Regions from separate parts of the Mus musculus genome. Here regions 1 and 2 are each linked to region 3. Evidence: chromatin loops called from intact Hi-C (ENCODE). Cell type or tissue: left cerebral cortex. All regions are shown on one strand. Region 1 holds the start of G3bp2 (GTPase activating protein (SH3 domain) binding protein 2). Region 2 holds the start of Cdkl2 (cyclin-dependent kinase-like 2 (CDC2-related kinase)). Region 3 holds the start of Uso1 (USO1 vesicle docking factor).

Region 1 (8,000 bases), 56 kb before region 3:
GCAAAATAATTCTCATTAATTTCATCTTAAATGGTCTCTCCCCATGTTCTTACTAAGTAAGGACATTGCTCTATTGCTAGTGATAAAAATGGCTCTTCAGAAAAATCAAATCTAGAAGCAGGCGAATTTCTGAGTTCGAGGCCAGCCTGGTCTTCAGAGTGAGTTCCAGGACAGCCAGGGCTACACAGAGAAACCCTGTCTCGAAAAACCAAAAAAAAAAAAAAAAAAAAAAAAAAAAAAAAAAAAAAAAAAAGAAGAAGAAGAAGAAGAAGAAAAGAAAAAGAAAAAGAAAAATCAAATCTAACTGCAAATATCTGGTCATAATTACCAATGCAACTAACTGCCTCAAGGTTTCAAATTTCAGAACATTCCAGCTTTTCAGACTGGAGATGTTCAGTCTATGCATACTTCAAAAATCTAAAAATCCTGCAACTTCCTTCAACACTTGTGGTCTCAAGCATTTTCAAACAAATCAAGGGACCTTTGATTCTCATTCTCTCTCTGACACAGGTGTCATGTAGTGCAGAACTACCTTGGGTTCCTGCTCTTCCTGCCTTCAGTGCCTCAGAAGCAAACTACAGTGTGACATCACTGAATGTAGTTTAATGGAGCAATGGGGATCAACCCAGGGCTTGCATTGCATGTTTTAAGAACTCTACCAACAAAGCTATATCCTCAGCACCCTTCAATCTTTGTGAGCATTAATACACACACACACACACACACACACACACACACACCACGCACTACAATTAATTGCATGAAATTTCATGTTATTCCCTCCTGGTTATTTCAATGCTTGGCGAGAACAAGCAAAATGAGTACTTGCGGAGAAGAAACCATACTTTCATACTGAAAAAGGTCAAGAAAACAAAACAATACCTAGATAAGGAGGGGAAATGCAGAAAAATAAACTCCCAACCTTGGAAGGGTAACATTACCATTGTTCCCAGGGAAAGAATGTCTCCAACAGCATACTGTAGCCTCTTTACCAGAATGTGCTATCAAAGGCTGCCCAAGCTCAGCCCCAGCTTATCTCCGGGACAGGAAGCTTATCCTACTCCCTCTGCAGGGCTCACTCTTAGGCCAAGGCCCATTCTCACTGACCCAAAGACTAGATCCCACTTTAGAATGCCAGCTCCATTTTAACACTGTAACTATATCCAAAGCTCTCAAATGTCTTTGTTTAAAGTGACTTTAGTGACCACAATACTATCTATCCACTCATTTTTAGGACAAGGAACAGATTTGCTGTGGCAACCTTGGATCCCAGAACTGCAGTGATAGACCTAAGGCAACCCTAATGATAAGGGGTGAGTGCTGAAGCACAAAAGCTAAACATGACCACCATTAAGAAATGATGTGCCGGGCTGGAGAGATGGCTCAGGGCTGGAGAGATGGCTCAGAGGTTAAGAGCACTGACTGCTCTTCCAGAAATCCTGAGTTCAATTCCCAGCAACCACATGGTAGCTCACAACCACTTGTAATGGGATCCAATGCCCTCTTCTGATGTATCTGGAGACAGTAACAATGTACTCACATACATTAAATAAATAAATAAATCTTTAAAAAAAAAAAGAAAGAAAGAAAGAAAGAAATGATGTGCCGAGCCAGGAATGGTGGCGCACGCCTTTAATCCCAGCACTTGGGAGGCAGAGGCAAGCGGATTTCTGAGTTCAAGGCCAGCCTGGTCTACAGAGTGAGTTCCAGGATATCCAGGGAAAAAAACCGAAAAAAAAAAAAAAAAAAAAAAAAAGGAAAGAAAGAAAGAAAGAAAAATTAATTATGTGCTGCCCCTTCTGAAACAAGGTCTCTCTGTGTAGCCCTGGCTGTTCTGGAATTCCCTCTATAGGACCAGCCTGCCCTCCACTGCCTCTGAGATTACAGGCATATGCAACCATGCCCACCCTAACATTACATTTTAAAGTTTAATGAGTATCCTCTGTTTCTTTTACCTCCTTGAATAAGGAAGATGTTAACTTCATTTACAGAAAAATGAAACTGATACTTAGAATTCCAAAGAGATCAAGGTTCCTTGGAATTAGATCAAGCACAGGAATCCTGTTCATCAGCATGCTGTTTTCATTATTTACACTTGTTTGCTCCAGGCCAGGTGTGGTGGCACACAGGTTAATCCCAGCACTTGCAAGGTAGAGGCAGGTGGATCTCTCAGAGTTCAAGGCTAGCCAGATGTATATAGAGAGTGAGTTCCAGGACAGTTGGGGCTATAAAGACCCTATCTCAAAGACGGGAGGGGAGGGTGGTGATGCAGCAGCATAATATGATAATAAGATTTCTGTGGACAGGAGACTCTGAAAGTTCAAGGCTAGCTTGGTAGGATACCACAAATTCCAGACCAGCCTAGACACACAGCAAATGCCAGGCTAGCTCAAGCTATACAAAGATCCTGTCCCCAAGAAACCAAATAAACACAATTAAAAAAAAAAAAAAAAGACAAGCCTGCTTTGGGGGTGGGAGGGAGAAAATAACAGGACAGCAACATGCAATCCAGCAAGAAATATCCCCAATGTTAGCACAGTAACAATTTTTGGATAGATAATCCAGAGATGATTAAAATAAACCAAGGCACAAAAAAACCCAATTTTTTGCTAAGAGTTTGGGGAAAACACACAGGTTTACTTTATCAGCTATCAAACACACATCTGCCAGTGTAGTAACCAGGTCCAAACTCTCAACTCTGTTCCACCCTCTTTCTGTTCACAAGCAATCCAACTTGTGCTTCAGTGTAAAACGTTCAAAGATGTCATTCATCATCCTCATGTCCACTCAACAGAAAAGCAGGACAAATTAAGGCAGTTTAGAAAATAACTTCTAATATTCATAATGTGTAATGACAATTCTGCAACAAAGGAAAAACTGCTGTCAAGAATCTAAGGGCACTCTATGAGTATCTGTAAATTTCCAGTAGCTGATACTGAAAATTTTGGTATTTTAATCTCTAATACAAGCTAGAGCTGCCCACACTGCCCTGCTACAAACAATGCCAACAATTTCTTCAAAACCAGAACTCACCTACTAATCCGGCTACTCAGGTCATTGAGTTAACATTTAGTCTAGATAGTAAACTTGCCCTAGGTTCACAGGCCAAGGCTGAACAAGAAACTGCCTTCATCATCAGCTAATGGTGGTTGGGTCTGGGTACTAGCAAGGCAAATTGGTGCCTTGAACATGTCATTCAGACTCTTAGCCAAAGTTAATCTTCTAAATTATCGAATGAATTCTTTACCTACAGACAGCCACCCACTCTGCAAACATTCCGGTACTCCATCTGAGGCTTGCTTCCCCCATCGCTAATTCTAGTTTTGTGTGCTTTGTTTGAGTCTAGGTCTTCTGTGTAGCCCTGGCTGTCCCAGAACTCTCTGTAGTCTACAGATCTGCCTGCCTCTGCCTCCTGAGTGCTGACATTAAATCGTGCATCCATGCCCGCCAATATTTTGATTCTGAATTCTCAATAACCTAAACCATCACAATAAACCAAGCCACTGGGAAACACACTTTGAAGCCGTTCTCACAATCAATTTGTCAGAACAAAACAATTTTCATACACTGAGATTAGATAGTGCATATGTCCGAAAACGGTAACGAAGGGACAATATATAATTCAGTCGTCCTAAGGTCCAAACTGACCGAACTCCCCCTCCCCCATTTTTTTGAGTCAGTATCTCACTGAGTAGCCCTGGCTGTCCTGTGGAAGTATGTAGACCAGGCTGGCCTCGAACTCAAAAGACCACCTGCCTCTAACTCCAGAGTGGTGGGACACTGGGTCCAAACCTAAAGACCATAAAGGGATCACTGAATTTCGCTAAATCAAGTGTTTACTCAAAGTTTGGTTCACATGCCTAGGGCTACAATAACTGCCAAATATGGAATTGGGACAAGAAATTACTATCCTCACTTAGAATTAGTGCATCCTTTTAAACTGCAGCTAATGGTTCCCCTGCCTAGGTACTTGGAACAAGCGAGGTATAGTGTCTAGAATCTAAAAACCAGAAACCTTAAGCTAATCAACTGCACAACAATCACACCCGGAGAGAAGGGGGCAATTTTCCTTGATTCAGATTTGCTGCACGTGTTTTGTTTTTAAGAAGCAAAAGGCATCTCCTCAATGTTTTTTGTGCTTTGGTTTAAAACTAGTTATATCTTGGGAGTAGAAATTGTGAACACGACCCTACAGCCCCCCCCCCCCCCCAAAGCACCACAGGGGTACCTAAATAAATCTGCCCTTAGAGACGCAGGAAAACCTCAATCAGACTCCACTAACGAAATCCACACCATTTAGGGAAACTTACGTTCTTCTCCCCTTGTCCTACCCCAAAGAATAGCAGGGGGAGAAAAGCCCATTCCCAAAGCACTGAAACGTCCTTTTTATTCCTGGGTAACAGGAGAGATTGTCTGCAGAAAAAGGACGTAGGAGACGCACGTTACAGTCCCAGTATCCGAACACGTTCGGGATAATCCGGGGAGGGCGGGGGGAAACGCCGAGCACCCGGCAAGTGGAGCGGCGGCCACCTTCAACCCCGGATTCAGTTTCCGGGCACAGAAATGGTGCCCGGAGGCCGCTACTTTCGCATCTGCGTTGCTTCTGCCTCCGCCGACACGGCCTCCTTCCCCTCCCCCACGGGCGGGGCGACGACCGGGAACTAGGGCCGCCGGCGAGCGGAGGAACCAGGCGGGTGGGCTTCCTACCCTGAAACCGCCTCTGCAGGAGCCCACTGCCCCGCTTCGCGGCTTGGCGCCCGTTGGCGCGCTCTGGGAGCTGGCGGCGGACAGGGTACCCCCGGGCTGCTTCATCCTAGCAATCCCCAGCCCCACCTGTGCCCTCCTCTGCACCACGCGCGCAGGTCATCCTCCTCCCCACGCAGCCTTCCGCTCACCTTGCAGGAAAGGCTCGGCTCTGCACGCACGCACGCACTCTTGCTGGCGTAGGCAGCCGGCGAGAACAATGTTTCCGCCGCACCAACCCCGACACCAAGCGCACACACCGGACGGTTGCCGCGAGCCGCGGAGCGGAGGGAAATGTCCCCTGCCGACCACCACACCGACCGCCCCTCTCGGCCCCCGTACACACCTCCAACCAACAGCGGCGGCGGGCACGTCGCGCGGAGGTCAGTAGTGTCGCGGGATCGGCCGCAGCAGATTCTCCTCCCTCGAAGCAACCCGAGGCTTCGGAATCCGGAGAGCCGCGAGCTCGGGGCCCCTCACAGCCACCTCTTCCCGAGAGCCTAGAGCTGCAACGAGCTCCAAGAACACGGACGTCCCGCCCCCTTTGCCGCCGCCCCCTCTTATTGTTTTACCCCTGCGGAAAGGGCTAGGGAACCCCCCAGCACAGCGCCAGCCAATCAGGCATCAGTTTGGAGAGCTAGACCCAACCTTCTCGCGTCCCACTGCGGAGCACGCGCAGAACGGCGCCGCGCTCGCTCGCTCGCTCGCTCGGGCGTCCGGAAAGCCAGGGAACCGGAACCGGCCTAAAGTCGGGGCGAGAGCCCGCTGATTTGACGTCACAAGGAAGCTGCCTTTCTCTTGCAGTGATGCTGAAGCCTCCCTGTCCTCTCAGGTGGCGCGAACAAAAAAGATGGCTCGCCGCTAACCAGTGGCTTTTACAAACGGTTATTCCTGGAGCCTTTATTCGTGATAAGAGGGAGCAAATTTAGTAATGGTCCTGGTTGCTGCGTTATCGGAGCATTAAAATGCAGTTTTGAACTCTGCACAGTGAGCTCACCTGTATTGCTTAATTAGCCTGTTTTAGGAAATGGAGGTTTAAAAGTCTTTCTCATCAATGTCAAACAGCTAGTTTTAAATAAGGGTGCCGAGCTATGGAGTATGGGGAAAGTATGACATAGGCTGTATGGGCTTGGGGCTTTTGTATGGCCTTGGTGGCTTCATCCTTAAATGGAACTTACTGGAACAAAGGCTGAAAGGCTTAAAATTTAAAAAAGAAAAAAAAAGCCACTTATAAATCTATGCCACTGGGACTTAGTTATGGAAACAACACTGCTTCATGAACCTTGATTCATGGGGAAAAAAAAGCCTTTGTAGACCAAATGTTACTTTGCCACTAATAGCAATGTTTTCAATTTCAAGATAGCAGAAGAAACTGGGAATGAAGCTATGAAACGGTGAAAGGAACGGAAGGGCAATTGAGAGGAATAGAACACATTTTAATCAAGCAAAATGCAGGATTAAATACATCCTCAGTTTTCCCTCACAGTAGAGATTTCCTAGAAGAAGAAAAAAAAAAGGTTCACAAAAGGCAATGCTGATTGGTACTTGAGCCTCCAAAATCTACACTGGCATTATTTTGGATTGCTTAATAATTTTTATATGCAAAATATATAGGCAGACCATCATTTATTAAATGACTCTGAGATGGTTTTTCTTAATGCATTACTTCTGCAGATTACCTTTTAAGTACAGTGTTTATAGACCAGATACGCTACTGGTATTTTATAAAAGTCACTTATGTCTCACAAAAACCCACTTACGTAATTACCTATTTGAATGCACACTTTACAGATGAGGAAAGTGAGACTTACGAGACGGTTTACCCTAAGGACACGCTCGTATTACTCATCTCAGCCAGGCTCGGGGCTACATACCTCTAATCCCAGCACCTGGGAAGCAGAGGCAGGAAGATCACAAGGTCTAGGCTGACCTGGTCTACGAAGCAGATTCTAAGTCAGCCAGGGGTACATAAGGAGACTCTCTCGATAATACTCAAACAAACAAGGACTACTCATGTTAACACAAGCACTCTGCATCCATACCCCACACCCCTAATTGTAAACGACAGAATGCTGCTACTATTGACTGCTAAAATTTCAACTGTTTCCAATCACATCGAATGCTTCTGGTTTGTTTTGGATATTTCAAGACCAAGTTTCTCAGTGTGGCTCTGGCTATCTTGGAAGTCACTCTGTAGACCAGACGGGTCATGTGTGATACCATGCTGGGCTCCATGCAGTGTTTTTGTAAGTATTCTTCATCCTGTAACCTGAGATAAGGTGTGTCTCCAGGCCTTGCTGTGCATGGGATCAGATCGGGGTTTGTTAAAACTCCCCTCAGCGTTTGTGATTCTGCAGATGTGTGCTGAGGGCTGAGAACAGGCACATCCCACAAGTACCAAGGGATCATAGAGCTGCTCTGGGAAACCATTCTACCACCCCTAAGACAGAGGGCAGCAAATGTCACTGAAGGAACAGCAAGTATCTTCTTCAATCTCCTCCTTTTATAATCCTTCAAAGCATAAGAATAATTCTAAGCTTAGCCCCAGGACTAACAAAAGCAGGCCTCAGGCAATCCCTGCCACTAAGACATACCAATTAATGTTACTTGTTTAAAAAAAAAAAGAGAGACTCAATTTTAGTAAATTAACTAATTCCCACAAGCAACTAGCATTTCTTATTTCCTAAATGTCTCTCGTCTGTTCTCTGAATACCGTCAGCTTTGCACGGGGTCAGGCTGGTTTCATCTTTCCATGATGAAGTAACAGCCTAGTTAATCTCTCTGCCTTTCAAAATAACCACTGTGAAGCAACCACTGTCCCCATGGACCAAGCAAGGAGGCCAGTGTGAGTGATATTCAGTCAAGTGGCTCAAGCCAAAACCCTGAGTGTGACCCTTGACCTCACCCTTTCTTTTATCAGATCACACAGCCAATTGTCAGTAAGTGTCAGCTCCCTCTATCCGAATTCATTCTGGATTAGACACAGCACTGTTTCTCCTGCTGTAGTAGGTAAAGCCTACCACAAACCTTTGCCACTTTGCTTAATTCCAGTATAGCTCACCCTTCTCACAAAAGCCAGACCCTCTGGGTTGTTTGTTTGTTTGTTTGTTTGTTTGTTTGAGACAGGGTTTCTTTCTCTAGACCAGGCTGCCCTCAAACTCAGAGATCCGCCTGCCTCTGCCTCCTGAGTGCTGGGATCAGAGACGTGCACCACCACTGCCTGGCTAAACGCCCAGTCTCTTACAGCTTCAAATCAG
Region 2 (8,000 bases), 94 kb before region 3:
GACAATGCACTAGGTGGTGGTAGTGCACACCTTTAATCCCAGCACTAGGGAGGCAGAGAGGCAGAGACAGAGGAGGCAGAGGAGGCAGAGGAGGCAGAGGAGACAGAGGCAGAGGCAGAGGCAGAGGCAGAGGCAGGAAGATCTCTGTGAGTTCCAGGCCAGTCTGGTCTATGGAGCTAGTTCCAAGACAGCCAGAGCTACACAGAGAAAACCTATCTCAAAAAAACAAACCAAACAAACAAAAAAGCATTTGTACTGCTCTTCCAAAGGACCTGGGTTTGCTTCCCAGCACCCCCATAGTGGACCACAGTCATCTGTCAGGGGACCCAACATCCACTTCTGGGCACATGCATCAGGCACGTGCATGTATATGGTACACACAGATATATGTACAGGATACACTCATACAAATGAAGTAAAAATTAAGCAAATCTGCCGGGCATGATGGCACATCCTAGCATCCAGGAGGCAGAGGCAGGCATATTTCTGTAAGCTTGAGGCCAGCCTGCTCTACATAGTGAGTTCCGGGACAGCTGCAGCTATGTAGAGAGAACCTGTCATGAACACAAGACAAAACTAACTAAATAAATAAGCCTTAGAAAAAGTTTATACTGGATTCAAAATATCCAAGTTGGAAGTCTTTATGCACTTTCAACTTAATTGTAAAAAATTATTACAGCATAACCACTGAATTAATACTGAACTTTTGGTAAATTTTCTCATCATACTAATTATTATTTTAAACTTGAGTCACTTAAATTTTATAGATATACAGGATTCTTTCACATCTGGATATAAAGTGTTTTCTGAATAAAGTCTATCATAAATGGAATCTTATTTTATCAATAATTGACAAAAATCCAGCAACCAGTTTTTTATATTATATATTTTAATAAAGAAAAAAATCATTATTTGGGGCTGGGAATGTGACTAGTGGTAGAGTATATGCTTAGCACGGGTATGAAGTCCCTGGGTTTGAATCCTAGACACACACACACACACACACCCATACACACACACAACCATACACACACACACCCATACACACACATACACTATACACACACACATTTGTCCATCATGCCCAGCATAAATTAATTTTTTTAAATCTGACTTTTGAATTTAAATTCCAGCAGCCATGAATAAAAAAATATTGCTCTAGATCCTGATTTGGTTTCAACATGGGCTGGGGAAGACTTAAACTTTAGGTATATTTATATTTTAAAATATAAATATTAGGTGATTATACTCAAATGACGACTCACAGTTGAATTTTTAAGAGCCTGACCATACCAAAAAAACAAAAACAAAAACAAAACAAAAAAACCTTATCACAACCTCTTGGAAGGAAAACACTTCTTTCCACTTAATATTAATCGCATATGATATATAGAGCTAACTTACCCAGACAAGAAAAAGTGGTGATGTTTTAGTGGCTTCTAGTATATTCATAGAAAAGGGGGAAAACCAACCAACCAAACAAACAAAAAACATTGACTTTTTATTCTAAAAAATTATGATAATCCAAAGTATATATTACATTTTCAACACTTGTCACCTAAGTGTGTGTGTGTGTGTGTGAGAATCCAAAGTATATATTACATTTTCAACACTTGACACCTAAGTGTGTGTGTGTGTGTGTGTGTGTGTGTGTGTGTGTGTCTGTGTCTGTGTTAACCCAGGGCCTCCAATAAGCTAAGCAGGTGTTCTTTCTACCACTGAAGTACACCATCCAGCAGCCATTATTTGCACAGTGTAAATGGAGATCAACACAGAAAAGAGAAGATGGAGAGAATGAAAAGAATCCTAATTAAAATCAAATTCAAAACTCTTCACTATCTTATTACCACTTTGGGTATTAGATTCTACTTAAAACTATTTACAGTGTCATAGGCACTGACTTCCCATATAGTTCACATTTTAACTTCTTTTTACCTTTAATTACTTTTATAATAAAAAATTTACATTTGGAAAAACCTTCAGTGTGATTCTAACTGGCATAGTTTTTAACCTTCCCTTAAGTATATATTGTAAAGGAGTAAGCTTTAGGCTAGTGAAAATAATACAAATAGCTGGAATCTATAGCCTAGATCGTTTTTAAACATATTGTAATTGGCATCCTAGATATTTAAAGATGCAAAATGAACCAAATAAAAATGACCTTAATCATGTCTAAAAGGTTCTGAAACATATTATAACCTAGTATTATACAAGTGAACTAATCCAAATTTATTTTCCCAACCATGTAGACACACTACATAGAGCACACCTACTTGTTCAAGTGGGACTGTCTAAAATACCTTAAGAATATCATGGCCTAAAATATGCCTTGTTTCCTCAGTAACTTATAACCCATCAGTTTCTTGCCTTCTCACTCTTAAATCTATGGGTAGCACGTGGCATACAAAAAAGAAGTCTGGTGCGATGGCACTATAATAATTTAGGATATGTGCCATACAAGCATACTGTTCAAATACTACCAATGTTCTTTGGTTAAAATCAAACTGAAATTTCTTATACATAAAAGAACGAAATAACTGGGTTTTTACAAAGTATTATACTTACTATTTCTTCCAAACCCTTCACATGGAAAGAGCCAAAGGTTTTCAACTTGGAAACAAATTTAAGGTGATATGCATCTCGCTAGCAGATCTAAAAAGATGCTGACTAGCTAGCACACTAGCAATCCCAGTATTGGGATTTCCTCTGCGGACGCAATTACCGGTCCTAGGTGAAGCAGGCAGGGAGGCAGATTGGCTTCTGCCCTCCGCAAGCTCACACTTCCGAGGACTACGGGCCGCATGCTGCCGTCGTCAAGGCAACGACCTCACTCGGTCCCCAGCCATAGGCAGTCTCCAGAGAGAGAGAAAGGGCCCGAGTCAGAATGCGTCTGCGACAGGCAAAGACACAAGCACCTGTCAAGGACAACAGCTGCAGAGAAACGAACTGAGGAAAACAGAGCACCGCCGGCCGAAAGCCCTCGGGTCGCTCAGCTCAGGGAAGCAGCACCTCGCCAAGTAGCCCTAGGCGAAGGCGTTGGCCACCCTAGCTGCAAGGGGCGGCTCTCACCCGCCTGGTCCCGCCCCGCCTACGGCGGAGCCTCCCTGATCCTGATTGGCTGAGGCCTGTCGTCAGGCGTTGTGATTGGCTCTGTGCCACCCCGCCCCGCCCCTTCACCTGGAGCTCGCAGGTTCGCTCAGCTGACGGCCTCGTCCCCACACCTACGGTCTTAAGTTTGTAGGGACCTTTCTGCCGGCGCCAGGAGACCTCTGCTCTCAGGGGACCGCAGGTTGCCCCAGTGGCCACGAGGAGAGCCAAGGTGACGGTTCGCTGGGACTGAGGAGACCATGAGATTTCCCAGCTTGCCCGCCCGCGGCGCGGCGGGGCGCTGCGGGGCGCGGGCCCCACCCGGGGAGGTTCCGCCCAGCCGCGATTCCTCGCTTCCTTTCGGTTCCGGGCGGTGGACCGGAAGAGCCTAGTAGTTTATTTAGCCGAAATTGGTGGGATGAGATCTGTTGACAGACCTGACAGGAAAAAGGACCCTGGGACGCCAGCCTGGTAGGGAAAGATTTGGGGTGGAGCCCAGAGAGGACCAGAAAGCAAGAAAGGTAGGTGCTGACTGCAAGCGGCGCAAGCTGGAGCTTAAAGCTTGCCTTCAGCTTGAAGACTAGATTAGCCACGACAGGGCAAGATCGGAAGACCATTACCAAGCATATGCTGACGTCGTACGAGAAGCCGGGAAATGCTTTATCCCTCCTTATTAAGGGACTGAGATTGTAAGGCCAAATAGTTTTACTTGTATTCACCTATAGCCACACAATTTGTACTCAACTAAATATGTTTTTTTTTTTAATAGCTCGATCCAGGAAAGTATCCTTGATAACAGACACGTATATGCCTAGCCAGCACCCAGGGGTTATTCTTGCATAGTAAGGTGTAAGAGCAATTGTTTTATAATTTTTCTTAGTTCGGTACTGCATTAATCTCCCGGTGCTCAGTTACCATCATTCACCAAACTGCTTAAAATCGAGTTCCCGAACCTACAATTTTGAGAACCACCTCTGGAAACAGGGTATGGGTTTTTGGTTTTTTTGTTTTGTTTTGTTTTGTTTTGTTTTTTTGGGGGGGGGTTGTTTTTGGATAACCCAAGATGTGAGTTATAATGTAGCAATGAGCTGTGACCAACTTGAAGATAATTCCCATCGCTTTACTCTAGATTGTAACAAACCCCATGAGGTTTAAATAGAAAAATATTTATGAGTGTTCTGCCTGCTTGTATGTCTGTGCACTGTGAGCGTGCTTGGTGCCCACAGAGGTAAAAGAGGGCGTCAAGACCCCCTGGAACTGGAGTTACAGTTGGTTTCTGATTGCCGTGGGTCCTCAGGAAGAGTGACAGGTGTGCTTGGCCACTGAGCCATCTCTCTAGACATTCATGTGAACTTTTATGTACAAACAGGTTTATTAGGGTGGGAACCTCATATTTTACTTTTTTCCAGTTTTACAAAAAATAAACAGTTGAGTAGCAAAATTAGTGGTATACATGGGAACTGAAAGGACAAAGGCTATAAAAATGGTGAACAGGTGTTGCTTGAGAAAATATTTAAAAGTTGGAAATAACTGTAAAGGAACTAGAGGGTAGTCAAGAAGTACAAGTTCCTTTGGGAAATAGGGTAGTTCAGTGATGGCATGCTTGCTTGGACTGCACAAAGCCCTGGGCCCCACATCCAACAATTTATACACTAAGGCATGATGGTTGTGGCACAGCCCTCTAATCTCAGCCCTCGGAGGTAGGGAGCAGGAGTGCCGCAAAGTCAGGTCTCTCTCAGCTACTGACCAAGCTCAAGACCTAGCCTCTGTGAGGCACCATGAAGAAGGGAAGGGGGAGGAAGATTATTCTGTCTGTCATCCGATTACTGAAGAGGAAGGAGATAGATGTTATGTAGAACAACTAGGATTGCTGTTTTCTTCTTGAACCATAAAATAACTGGCAGAGAAAAATGGTAGGGAAGGAGGCAGCATCAGTAATTCCTGAAATACTAAGTGTAAGGGTTTATTAGTCCAGAAGAATTCAAGGAGAGAAAACATGCACATTACCTAGCCTAAATCTTTAGTAAATTTCATTTTTCTATTAAACCATACTGGTCAGCCTGGCACGTAGTGAAAACTTTAGTCCCCAGCAAGCATATGTCTTGAGTTCAAGGCCAGCCTAGACTATACTGCAGGTTCCAAGCCAGCCAGAGCTATATATTGAGACCCTGCCCCAAACAAAACAACAAACATACTGGTCAGATTGAGGCTCAAGAAAATAGTAAGTTTAAACTCCTAAAGGTAGGTAGTTATGACAAGTTTCAATTCAATAGGAACAGAATAAAACGTTTAGTGTGCCAACTGAATCTGTGCACCATGAATCTACAGTGGAAATGGACCTTGTTTCATACAGGATGCCAAGTTCCAGGGCAAGAATGGAGAAAATGAGGAATATAATACCTGGTGATTAAACACAGGAGGTAAGGAATCAAGAATGGTGGAAAGGCCAGGCATGGTGGCGCACGCCTTTAATCCCAGCACTCGGGAGGCAGAGGCAGGCGGATTTCTGAGTTCGAGGCCAGCCTGGTCTACAAAGTGAGTTCCAGGACAGCCAGGGCTACACAGAGAAACCCTGTCTCGAAAAACCAAAAAAAAAAAAAAAAAAAAAAAGAATGCTGGAAAAGCTGGTACCCAGCTAAACAAATAAGATGAGTTATAATGGCTCTTAAAATTAGAAATCACCAGAATAAGTGAAAAATGTTCTAAGGAAAACACTGGAAATGCCTGAGGTAGAGCCCAGCCCTCCAGACACAACAACAAAGCAAAGCATAAATAGGCTAAGAAATACAACTACTATTCCACTTCTCCATCCCCACCCAAGAACAGTGACAGCTTCTATTCAGATGCTGGGAGCTATGCTATTGGCAGCAGCCAAGTGGAAACCCAAGTGTCCATCAGCAGGGTTTAGCTCTAGCATTTTCATTCAGTAGAACACTGGTTCTCAACCTGTAGACTATGACCCCTTTGGGAGTCACATATCAGATCTCCTGCATATCAGATATTATGATCATAAAGTAGCAAAATTAGTTATGAAGTAGCAACAGAATACTTGTATGGTTGGGAATCACAATATGAGGAACTATTAAAGGGTAGCAGTGCTAGAAAAGTTGAGAACTGCCGGGCGGTGGTGGCGCACGCCTTTAATCCCAGCACTTGGGAGGCAGAGGCAGGCGGATTTCTGAGTTCGAGGTCAGCCTGGTCTACAAAGTGAGTTCCAGAACAGCCAGGGCTACACAGAGAAACCCTGTCTCGAAAAACCAAAAAAAAAAAAAAAAAAAAGAAAAAGAAAGAAAAGAAAAGTTGAGAACCGCTGGATTAGAGGTGCTCTGGATCAGGAAATGACCACTAATGTGTATAGGGTTTCTTTTGGGAGGTAAGGAAGATATTCTGGAATTAGATAGTAGTGATGTTTATATAACCTTGTAAAATCTACTAGTACTGAATTGCACACTGTTAACAAGGTTAACAGCAGGTAAAGTTGCCTGCAAACAAGCCTAAAAACTTAAGACTGATGGCTGGGATCCATAGTGTGGAAGGAGAGAAGCCAAAAGCCATCTTCTGATGTGACACTCATGCACAAGCGCACCTCCCCCCACACACAAACATTCTTAAAGTTACTGTAAGGTATGTAAACTCTCTCGATTTTAAAAAAATCTATGGAAAACACCCATCTCCCCAGAAATCCTTTTTTCAATGAATTTGTAAATCTTAAGCTTACAGTAGATCGATTCTTTTCCTCACACTGACAGTCATCTCTATTAAACTATTTCATGACCATTATCACTTTACATCTAGTCATCCAAAGATCAGTATCTACCAGTGAATTCTTGCCTCCCTACACTTACCCCCAATCTCTCCAGTCCTGAGAACCTGATTATCACGAGCTTTTTAGTATCGCCTCAAGTAATCAAGTGACAGGCTCCTAAAATGTTGGCAGTGTTCTCTGTCACAGTATATTTTACAACATGTAACTATGAATGCAACACACCACTGTATTTAAAAACTAGGGGCTAATGTATAATGAATGCAAGGCTGTTTTTTAATCCCATCATAAGAGGAGAAACAAAACCAAAACTGGACTGACTCATTTTGTAGTTCTAGAAAAGTCAATTCTGTTTGCAACCTATGCCGATTTCATTTATTAAAAACTTAGAGGGGCTGGAGAGATGGCTCAGCGGTTAAGAGCACTAACTCCTCTTCCGAAGCTCCTGAGTTCAGATCCCAGCAACCACATGGTGGGTCACAACCACCTGTAATGAGCTCTGACGCTCTCTTCTGGCACGTCTGAAGACAGCTACAGTGTACTTATTTATAATAATAAATAAATCTTTGGGCCAGAGCGAGCAGGGTTGACTGGAGCAAGCAGAGGTCCTAAATTCAATTCCCAACAACCAGATGAAGGCTCGCAACTGTCTGTACAGCTACAGTATATACTCATACACATGAAATAAATCTTTAAAAAAAAACAAAACTAAAAAAACAAAATTTATGGCCGGACGTGGTGGCACAGGCCTTTAATCCCGGCACTCAGAAGGCAGAGGCAGGCGGATTTCTGAGTTCGAGGCCAGCCTGGTCTACAAAGTGAGTTCCAGGACAGCCAGGGCTATACAGAGAAACCCTGTCTCGAAAAACAAAAACAAAACAAACAAACAAAAAACTTAATTAGAGCTAGGTATTGTGGTACATACCTTTAATCCCAGCACCTGCAGCCAAGCTAGCCCGGCCTACATAGCCAGTTCTAGGACATCCAAGGCTATATTGACTCTCAAGGGGGATAGGAGTGAGAGCCAACTCTACATATTTAGATCAGAGGTCTCAACCCACTCCCACAACAAAGGCTGTTCAATTTGGAGATGGAAGACATAGCATACCACTTCTTCCAAGTTCCACATAGCTCATGCTTTGCTGTCTGT
Region 3 (8,000 bases):
TATATATAAATTATGATACTGCAGATTGAATTCACAGCCACATAAATGCTAAGCAAACTTTCTGTATGTGTAGGAGGATTTGTTTGTTTGTAGGTTTTTTTTTTCCTGTTGGGTGCCAATTAACTTGCTATGTACCTTGAACTTCTGATCCCCCACCCCCACCCCTCCCCGCCACCATCACCTCCACCAGGTGATATGGTAGTAGGGAAATCACACCCAGGGCTCCATGCATATTTGGCAAGCACTACACTAACTTGAGTTGTATTTGCTGAGCCGGCCTTCTAGCTCTAAGCAAGCCTCTAACATCGACTGACATCTGCAGCCCAGGAGGGTTCTTTGATGCAAAGCAGTCTGAACACAGCCTAGCAGAAAACGGTAAAGTACTTGACATTGCTATTGATTAGTCCTGACCTTTGACCCCGCAGCCTCAACATCAACTTATTTTGTTGTATATCGGTGGGTTGACTGCATAGTAACAAACAGTCTAATTAACGGTGTTTTGAGACACTGCTTTTCCAGTAGGAGTGCTTCCAAAACCTGCATATGATGTGTTTCAAACGCAGATGATGACTGTGGCTCTCAAACTATGGGTCAAGTCCCCTTTCGGAGTCAACCAACCTTTTCACGGGTGTGTGTGCGTGTGTCATATTATCAAATATCCTGAATATCAGATATTTACAATTCATAACAGTAGCAAAATTACAGTTATGAAGTAGTATCAAAAATAATTCTATGGTTGGGGGAGAGGTCACCACAACCCAAGGAACTATAGTAAAAGGTCTCAGCATGTGGAAGGTTGAGAAGCTCTGCTCTAAGGCATAGACAATTCCTTGCCTCCAAGCTATAAAACAATCATATGCTATGATGCATATTCTTTTTTAAGATTTATTTATTATTATACATAAGTGCACTGCAGCTGTCTTCAGATGCACCAGAAGAGGGCATCAGACCTCATTACGAGTAGTTATGAGCCACCATGTGGTTGCTGGGGTTTGAACTCAGGACCTCTGGAAGAGCAGTCAGTGCTCTTAACCTCTGAGCCATCTCTCCAGCCCTCTGATGCTCATGCTTTTTGCTGAGTTTTCAAGCAGAAAAAGAGGCTTGACAAGCCCAGCCACTGAAGGAAATTGGTTTTAACAACAACAACAAAACAAAATGGATTGCAAAATAATTAATTTTAGTAGATGCTCTTGGTCAGTTTTAGTTTAGGAAATGGGAAATTACTCTCATCAACTCGGAGTTTCTGATTGTGGAAATGTTACTAAACCCACACACCATTTACGGTACCATCCCGGAATCCTTCCAAGAGTCAGTTACAACTTTCTCCTGTCTTCTCTTGCTTCCACAAGTGGTTCTTCAGCAACTACCATGTTCTTGACTTCTGCCACACGGCTTGAGAGCACAAGCAGGAAGACATTGTCCTTAACTCTTTCTAGACATCAAAGTGTTGATGGAGTAATACGTAACCCTCTTCTTAAATAAGGAGTCACTTCATGGCTGCTCCCTGCTTGGGTTCCCTCAGATCCTTCCTGGGGCATAAATAAGAGTTTATACTTTATCTGCCTCTTTTTAGACCTCAAAACTCAAGTGAGCAGAACAGAACGGAGATTGTGAGACCAGGGAATGTGGTGGGTCACCCTCATCATTTCTGCACTCAACTGGCCGTCCCTTAGTCCTTCCCTCTGCCCTTCCTTCTTTCCATCTCTCAGTCCTTCCTGCCCACAGTCCTGTCCTTCCTGCCCAGGACCCAATGTTAGGGAATAAAACAGGTCAAATGATGGACACCTCCTCGTAAGTCATGACTACTGTGTCCAACAAAGTTTAAAACAAGGTATTTCAACGAGGTTTGTCCCTTAAAACAATTTTGTAACAATGTCAAGGTCCTGTGTTCCATTACCAAACAACAGAGATGTCTCCAAGCCCCCTCAGATCGTACCAGAGCCTCATCCCTTAAGGTAGGACAGTGAGACTTGGGGAAGAGGAGAGGTCAGGCTCAGGGCAAGGTGAGAATGCTAGGTGAGGGTCTTAGCAGGCTTTCCTTGGTCACTGGTGACAATTTAATGGTTACATTTTTTAGGATGCAACAAAATGCCTCCACGGAAAATGTCTAAAGCAAAATGTCAAGCAGAGGACAATAGTGGCACACAGTATTCCTGGCAATAGTATCCCACCATGCTCTGTGTCCAGGCTTACGACCTTGGGACTATCTATCACTACGGCCTGCATGGTGTGTGTTCTGTCATTCACGGGCAGAACAGATCGTCTCTCTTAGCATACTAGTCACATGTTCATTCAACAATTTATTCACCTATCCATCAAAATCACTCCATGATTAGTAAATACACTAGCAACTGATTTACAAATGGCCGGGTCATCAGATTTGGCTTATCAAGTTTGAATTCAGTGTCGGCGGCAAAGTGACAGCGCAAAGAATCTGCATCTTGATTTCAAGGTACTCTCTCCTGAGACGCTGAAGTGGAGGCTTAAGGAACTAGCAGGAATCTGCCCCACAAAGAGGGAAAGGGCATACTAAAGCAAGAGAAACATGTTGAGTATTTGAGGGACACTGGCGCTTCAACCCTAACAGGTGTGTCTGCCAAACTAAGGAGTTTGGATGTCATTATATAAACCGGGGAACCACTGGAGGATTCTAACAAGAGGACTGACATACTTCCTCTTGGGCTCACCCAAGGGTGTACTGTGGGAAGCCAGGGCTGGATGTAGACAAACTAGTTAGGAGCCTACTGCTGTAATCTCAGTGTGGAAGAATCTGAGAAATATTCCTGCACACCATACACTCAACATTGGACAGGTGAAGGAGGAAAGCCGGAGTCTTCGGATTCCTCCTTACAGACTAGGGGATTATTTGGGTAGAGGTACTACTGAGCACGCTAGGGCACACCGTGGAAGCATACTGATTTCTTTTTAGAGGGAGTCTGGGGGAGACATAGGTCTTAATCGTCACATCTGAGACCTATGGGGAATTGAAACCAAGAGAGGCATGAGTCAGTTGGTTTACTAGACTCCCTTTCAGAGTCAAGAAATTTGCAAAACCATGTGTACCTGGCAGCCTCATTTGGAAAGAACAAGTATAGCGATTTGGAAATATGACATTCTGCTTGCTAAAACCATTGAAAACGTAGAAATTAAGAATTAATTTTAAAAAGGGGGGCATTATGCTACCAAAATGACACAATGGAACAATTTATTTCCAACCTCTTATTAGAGATAAACGAAGGGGGTTACTTCTCACACTTGAAAATGAGCGGAGAACCTGGTGTTTAGATCAAGGAATTCTTTTTAGCGGGGCTGAGGAGCAAGAACTTAGAAACGCGCCCTCGAGTGGTAGTGGAATGAGGGGTCTCTAGCACCCCCTTTACCACCAAACAAAGCCCTGGGTAGAAATGCAATTTGCGAGGATCAAAAGGCCACCTCGCTCGTACCGCTTAACCGAAAGAACCATACGAATCTTCCAGGGGACAGGACACCCTTCTCCCCCTTACCTGTCACGCCGGCCAAAGGAAAATTTCACTTTCGACTCAACAAAAATAAACCCTCAGGTTTGACAGCTTGCAGTCCGTCCCGCTCTCGGCGACAAAACACCTACCAGCCGATGCTCCTAGTCTAATCAGAGCCTCGGGAGCCGACTGGGCAGGGCTGCGACCACGTGGGTGACCGCGGCCAGCAGCAGCAAGCAGCGCAAGGAGGAGGAGGGGGCGTGCCCAAGTGGTGGGAGGCCTGCTGGTAGGCGTGGCCTGTGGGGCCGGGCAGGTGGGCGTGGCCTGCGGCCCGGGGCTCCCTCCTCTCCCCTTTTGCCTTCGCCCTTCGAGCCGCCACGTAACGCCACGTCCCCGCGCATGCGCACCGCGGCTGGTGTCCGCGGCTGTTTCCGGGCTCGGGGGGCCGGAGAGGCTGCTGAGTAGGAGGCGGCGGTGGCGGAGGCCGGGGAGTGCGGAGAGCCGGCTCGGGGGCTAGGCCCTACGGGGGGCGGGGGGCGGTCGTGTTTTCTTTGGCAGAGGGGCTGGTGAAGCCGGCGGCTGAGCGACAAGATGAATTTCCTCCGTGGGGTGATGGGGGGTCAGAGTGCCGGACCCCAGCACACTGAAGCCGAGACGGTGAGCGCAGCGTCGCCGGGCCGGGCTGGGGCCGGGCTGGGTGGGTGAGATCGGGGCGTCTACGCCGCTCCCGTCGCCTGCCTTCTTTCCTTCCCCCTGCTCGGACGCGCGAGCTCCCCACGCGGCGGTGCAGCCCGGGCCGTGGTGACAGGAGGGCTTCGGGGACCCGGCACGGCGACGGACCGCGCGGCCCCTCCCTCCTTCCCTTTAACCTGTCGGCCGGCCAGCCTCGGTGCCGGCTGAAACCCGGCTCTACGGGGCTGGAAGGAAGTTAAGACCCAGCTGTTGGCGAAGGCTTGTGGCTAAGAATAAAACGATATTCTTGGGGCACAATGCCACCTGTTCCTGCCCCATCAGCTGTAAGAATGGGCGTTTGCCTAGGGTTGGTGGTTCAGACCCTACTTTTCAGGTTCACCCAAATGTGTCATGGGGCAATACTTACTCCTCTTGCACGCTGTAGTGATCTGCGCGCTAACCACTCTAGGGACTCTTCTGCTCTATTGGTGACATGATTTGTTAATGTTTTTCTTTTTTAATTATTAAGACATGGAAAACCGGCATTTGATTTTATGTTTAGGATACACTTCCTGGGAAGTTTGCAGAGCCAATTGGAAACTGCTGTGGATGGCTTACCTGAGAAAAATGAATTTAGATATACAGAAAAAAAAAAAAACCGCGTGTGACATTTTAAAGACAAACTTTGGGTAGTTGTCATAGCTCTGTTTTGTGGATTCAGAAGGGTCATAAAATAGGACCTGCAAGATAGGATGGAGTCTTTACTAATGAAGAGAGAATTAAAGTAACTTGACCAGAATCTTGGAGCTAGAATTTACTACGGGGGAAACTAAGAAACTAAGCTTTCTGCTAAGCTTAGACTTGATTGCTGATCCCGGGTTTCAGTTGTTAGCTGGCCCTTTTGGAAATAAGATTACCCACATTAATTAAGTTAGGATTACGTTAACTAACGAATGTAGTGTACTAATGTAGTTAGTGTAGTTTACGCATGTAGTTAGTACTGAGGGAGATGGAGGAGGCCTAGGACTGAATCCAGGGCCTGATTACATGGAGGGCAAGCATTCTGCCACTGAGCCAGACTTCCCACCAGGTTACAACGGAGCTGAAGGCTGTCACATGTGTTGTTTTTGAAAATCAGATCTCCTCTTCCCCCAATACCTGGCTTCCCTTGTTCCTCCCCACATGGCAACAAGGCTGCTGTTATTGGAAAGCCAGGGACTTTAGCTCACCACAGTCACAGCCCATCTCTTTAACCTTTCTGTGTTTTGTCTGATGTTTGTCTGTCAGAGACACACAAATTAAGAGCTGGCTTTGAAATGAGACCTTGATTTGAATCCAGGCTTCCAGGCTTGGTTGACTTGGACAGATCTGGGAAGGCTAATGCTTTCTAAGTAAAAAGTGCTGGCTCCTGTGGCTGTAATGAGTCTTTAAAGTTGAGAAACATGAAAGTGCAGCCCTTAGTAGATGCTCAGGAAAGGATGGACTTGACTCTAGTAGGTTAGGCTGAGATGATCCTTCGGCCTTGTCACAGTGACCTCTGTGGAAGAGGTGATGCGTTCTTCAGCGTTAGAGGAATTTGAAGCTGAGGCTCCTGGAGCAGCGAGAGGTCAAGCCTCCTCACTCTCCGCTCAGCAAAGTGACTTGTGCAGTTGGTACTGCGGAGCTGGAGCTGGGATGCTTGGTTCAGTGTGCATGGATCAGTATCATAGTTTTACATCATGACTTTATACTGATGCCCAGTGTCACCGTGGTGAACATGTAAAGAGAGACGAGAGGGATGCCCTTTTACTTCACTGGCTCTGAGAACTGAATCAGTAGTCTGTCTTTTGAGGACCGAGGTCACTGAGTTACTGTATGATCAAAGTTAGTTCTGAGTCTGTCGGGAAGTCCAGCAGGGCTCACGGGCCACTAGTTGACATGGATTTATAGAGCCTCAGTGGAGTGCATGGTGTACTATTAGGTGCTTTAATTGTCCATATTTGATTTGGCCTACGTGCTTGACTAGCCAAGGCTTTGAGCATCTACTATATAATCATCCACGACCTAGGTTCTTTTTTTTTTTTTTTTTTTTTTTTTTGCTTTATGGAAAATTTATTGCAACTCTCCAACACAGAATTATTTTTTCTTTTCAACATCTTGCTCTGCAGCTTCCTTCGCCCTTTTTGCTCGGATGCCAAAGAGTCGGGCATTGGCACGGGCCATTCGGAGACTGGCAAAAGCCTTAAAGTTCTTTTCTTCTTCTGTGATAACTCTGGCCTTTTCCTTTTTGTACACATTCCGGATGGGCATCACAGGTCCTGTCAGCTGGGTGGCCAGCTTAAGTTCTTCAGCAGAACTGTCTCCCTTCTTCGGAGCAGAAGGCTTCCTGGGGAACAGGATGAGCTTGGAGCGGTACTCCTTCAGGCGCTGCACGTTGGCCTGCAGTGACTCCGTGGACTTGTTTCGCCTCCTCGGGTCCACAGAGATGCCGATGGTGCGAGCCACTTTCTTGTGGATGCCAGCCACCCTGAGCTCCTCCAGGCTGAAGCCCCTGCCAGCCCGGACCTTGGTGTGGTATCTCACTGTAGGGCACCTCACGATGGGCCTGATGGGGCCGGACGCGGGGCGAGGGGCGATGCGACGCGCTTTCGCCTGCCGGGCCTTGCGCCTGCGGATCTTGCGCGCCGGCTGGTTGAACCAAGTGTCCACTCGCTGCTGCCAATCCTTGTGGAAGTGGGGCTTCAGTATCATGCCATTCCGGCTGGGCGCCATGGCTGCCTCCTATACAGGAGAACGGCCGAGGGGAAAGCACGACCTAGGTTCTTACAGTGCTGCAAAGTTAAATTGTATCGTCTTCAGAATGGCTCTGCATTCTTTCTTTTTCATTTTCTTTTCTAGTGAAAAGCCTCTTTTATCTGAATTTGACCTGTTCCTTTCTAGTATGCACTTCTAAAACTTCTTTGCTCAGTAAACTACAAATAATCTCTTTCCTCACAGAACAACCATTGCTGTACAACAAGGTGAACATGTCTTGTTCTTTCTACCGTCAATATGGTACACACACACATTATATATATTATGATCTATATTATACACAATAATTATAATATATAAAATGTATATGTTATATATATTATATATCATCCTTTAAAGTGTCTTTTTGTCCAAGAGTCAGTTGTATTTCAGATGTTTTTCCACTAGTAATATATGCACTATAAAAATTTCTTCACTGACATGTCACTGAGCTAAATCTCTAATCCTCCAACACATTTTAAAAAAATAGTAAATTAGATTTTTTTGTTTGTTTGTTTTGTTTTGTTTTTGTTTTTTTTTTTTTGTTTTTTTTTGTTTTTTTTTTTTGTTTTTTCGAGACAGGGTTTCTCTATGTAGCCTTGGCTGTCCTGGAACTCACTTTGTAGACCAGGCTGGCCTTGAACTCAGAAATCCGCCTGCCTCTGCCTCTGCCTCTGCCTCCCAAATGCTGGGACCAAAGGAGTGTGCCACCACGCCCAGCGATTTGTATTTCAAATAAACCTCAGACATTACGGTCAGAGCAACTTACAAATATTAGGCAGTAAACAATGGCATTGTATTCCTCCACAGTTGTTTGATAATTGAAGTCTCTGTGTCAGGCTTTTTGCTCAGAGATTTTTCTAGTGTACGGATTGCTTTAGCTGTTTTCCTACCGTTACTTTTTTCTTCCTTTATTGTGGAATGTGGGGGAAGGGGGTGCAGGGGGTGGGAGTGGTTTCTGTGCTTGAAATTGAACCTGAGTGAGTAAGCTCCACCCCAGGCCAGCTTAGCATCTCCTGTGTGGGACAGGAGTAACACTGCGCACTGTGTGTGCCTAACCTTTCATAGCCTCAGCTGAGAGCAGCTTTGGACTTTTAT

What was found. Peaks named below come from ENCODE experiments on the same cell type or tissue, not always from the same donor. Only the 100,000 strongest peaks of a DNase experiment are listed, where the experiment ranks them.
Region 1: it touches region 3 in a loop (5-fold over the local background); 17 of 42 quality-filtered maps call a loop at or near these places.
Region 2: it touches region 3 in a loop (8-fold over the local background); 2 of 42 quality-filtered maps call a loop at or near these places.

What each region holds. Positions count from the first base shown.
Region 1 is chr5:92,078,440-92,086,439 of GRCm38, forward strand. G3bp2 (GTPase activating protein (SH3 domain) binding protein 2) reads right to left here and starts at 5,305. Exons shown (of 11, transcript NM_001080795.2): 1 at 5,090-5,305. Gm46933 reads left to right here. Exons shown (of 2, transcript XM_017321256.1): 2 at 4,433-5,726. The coding sequence ends at 5,134. In left cerebral cortex, no CTCF peak of the experiment used is centred here; DNase peaks (open chromatin) are centred at 4,604 and 5,381; H3K4me3 peaks cover 2,971 bases; H3K27ac peaks cover 2,162 bases.
Region 2 is chr5:92,039,622-92,047,621 of GRCm38, forward strand. It overlaps Cdkl2 (cyclin-dependent kinase-like 2 (CDC2-related kinase)), which reads right to left and starts at 3,421. Exons shown (of 14, transcript NM_016912.2): 1 at 3,178-3,421. In left cerebral cortex, no CTCF peak of the experiment used is centred here; DNase peaks (open chromatin) are centred at 3,131 and 3,428; H3K4me3 peaks cover 2,203 bases; H3K27ac peaks cover 1,555 bases.
Region 3 is chr5:92,134,049-92,142,048 of GRCm38, forward strand. It overlaps Uso1 (USO1 vesicle docking factor), which reads left to right and starts at 3,890. Exons shown (of 24, transcript NM_019490.1): 1 at 3,890-4,115. The coding sequence starts at 4,050. It also overlaps a transcript of G3bp2 not described here and the pseudogene Gm15710. In left cerebral cortex, CTCF peaks have their summits at 3,336 and 4,251; DNase peaks (open chromatin) are centred at 3,757 and 4,240; H3K4me3 peaks cover 2,553 bases; H3K27ac peaks cover 1,231 bases.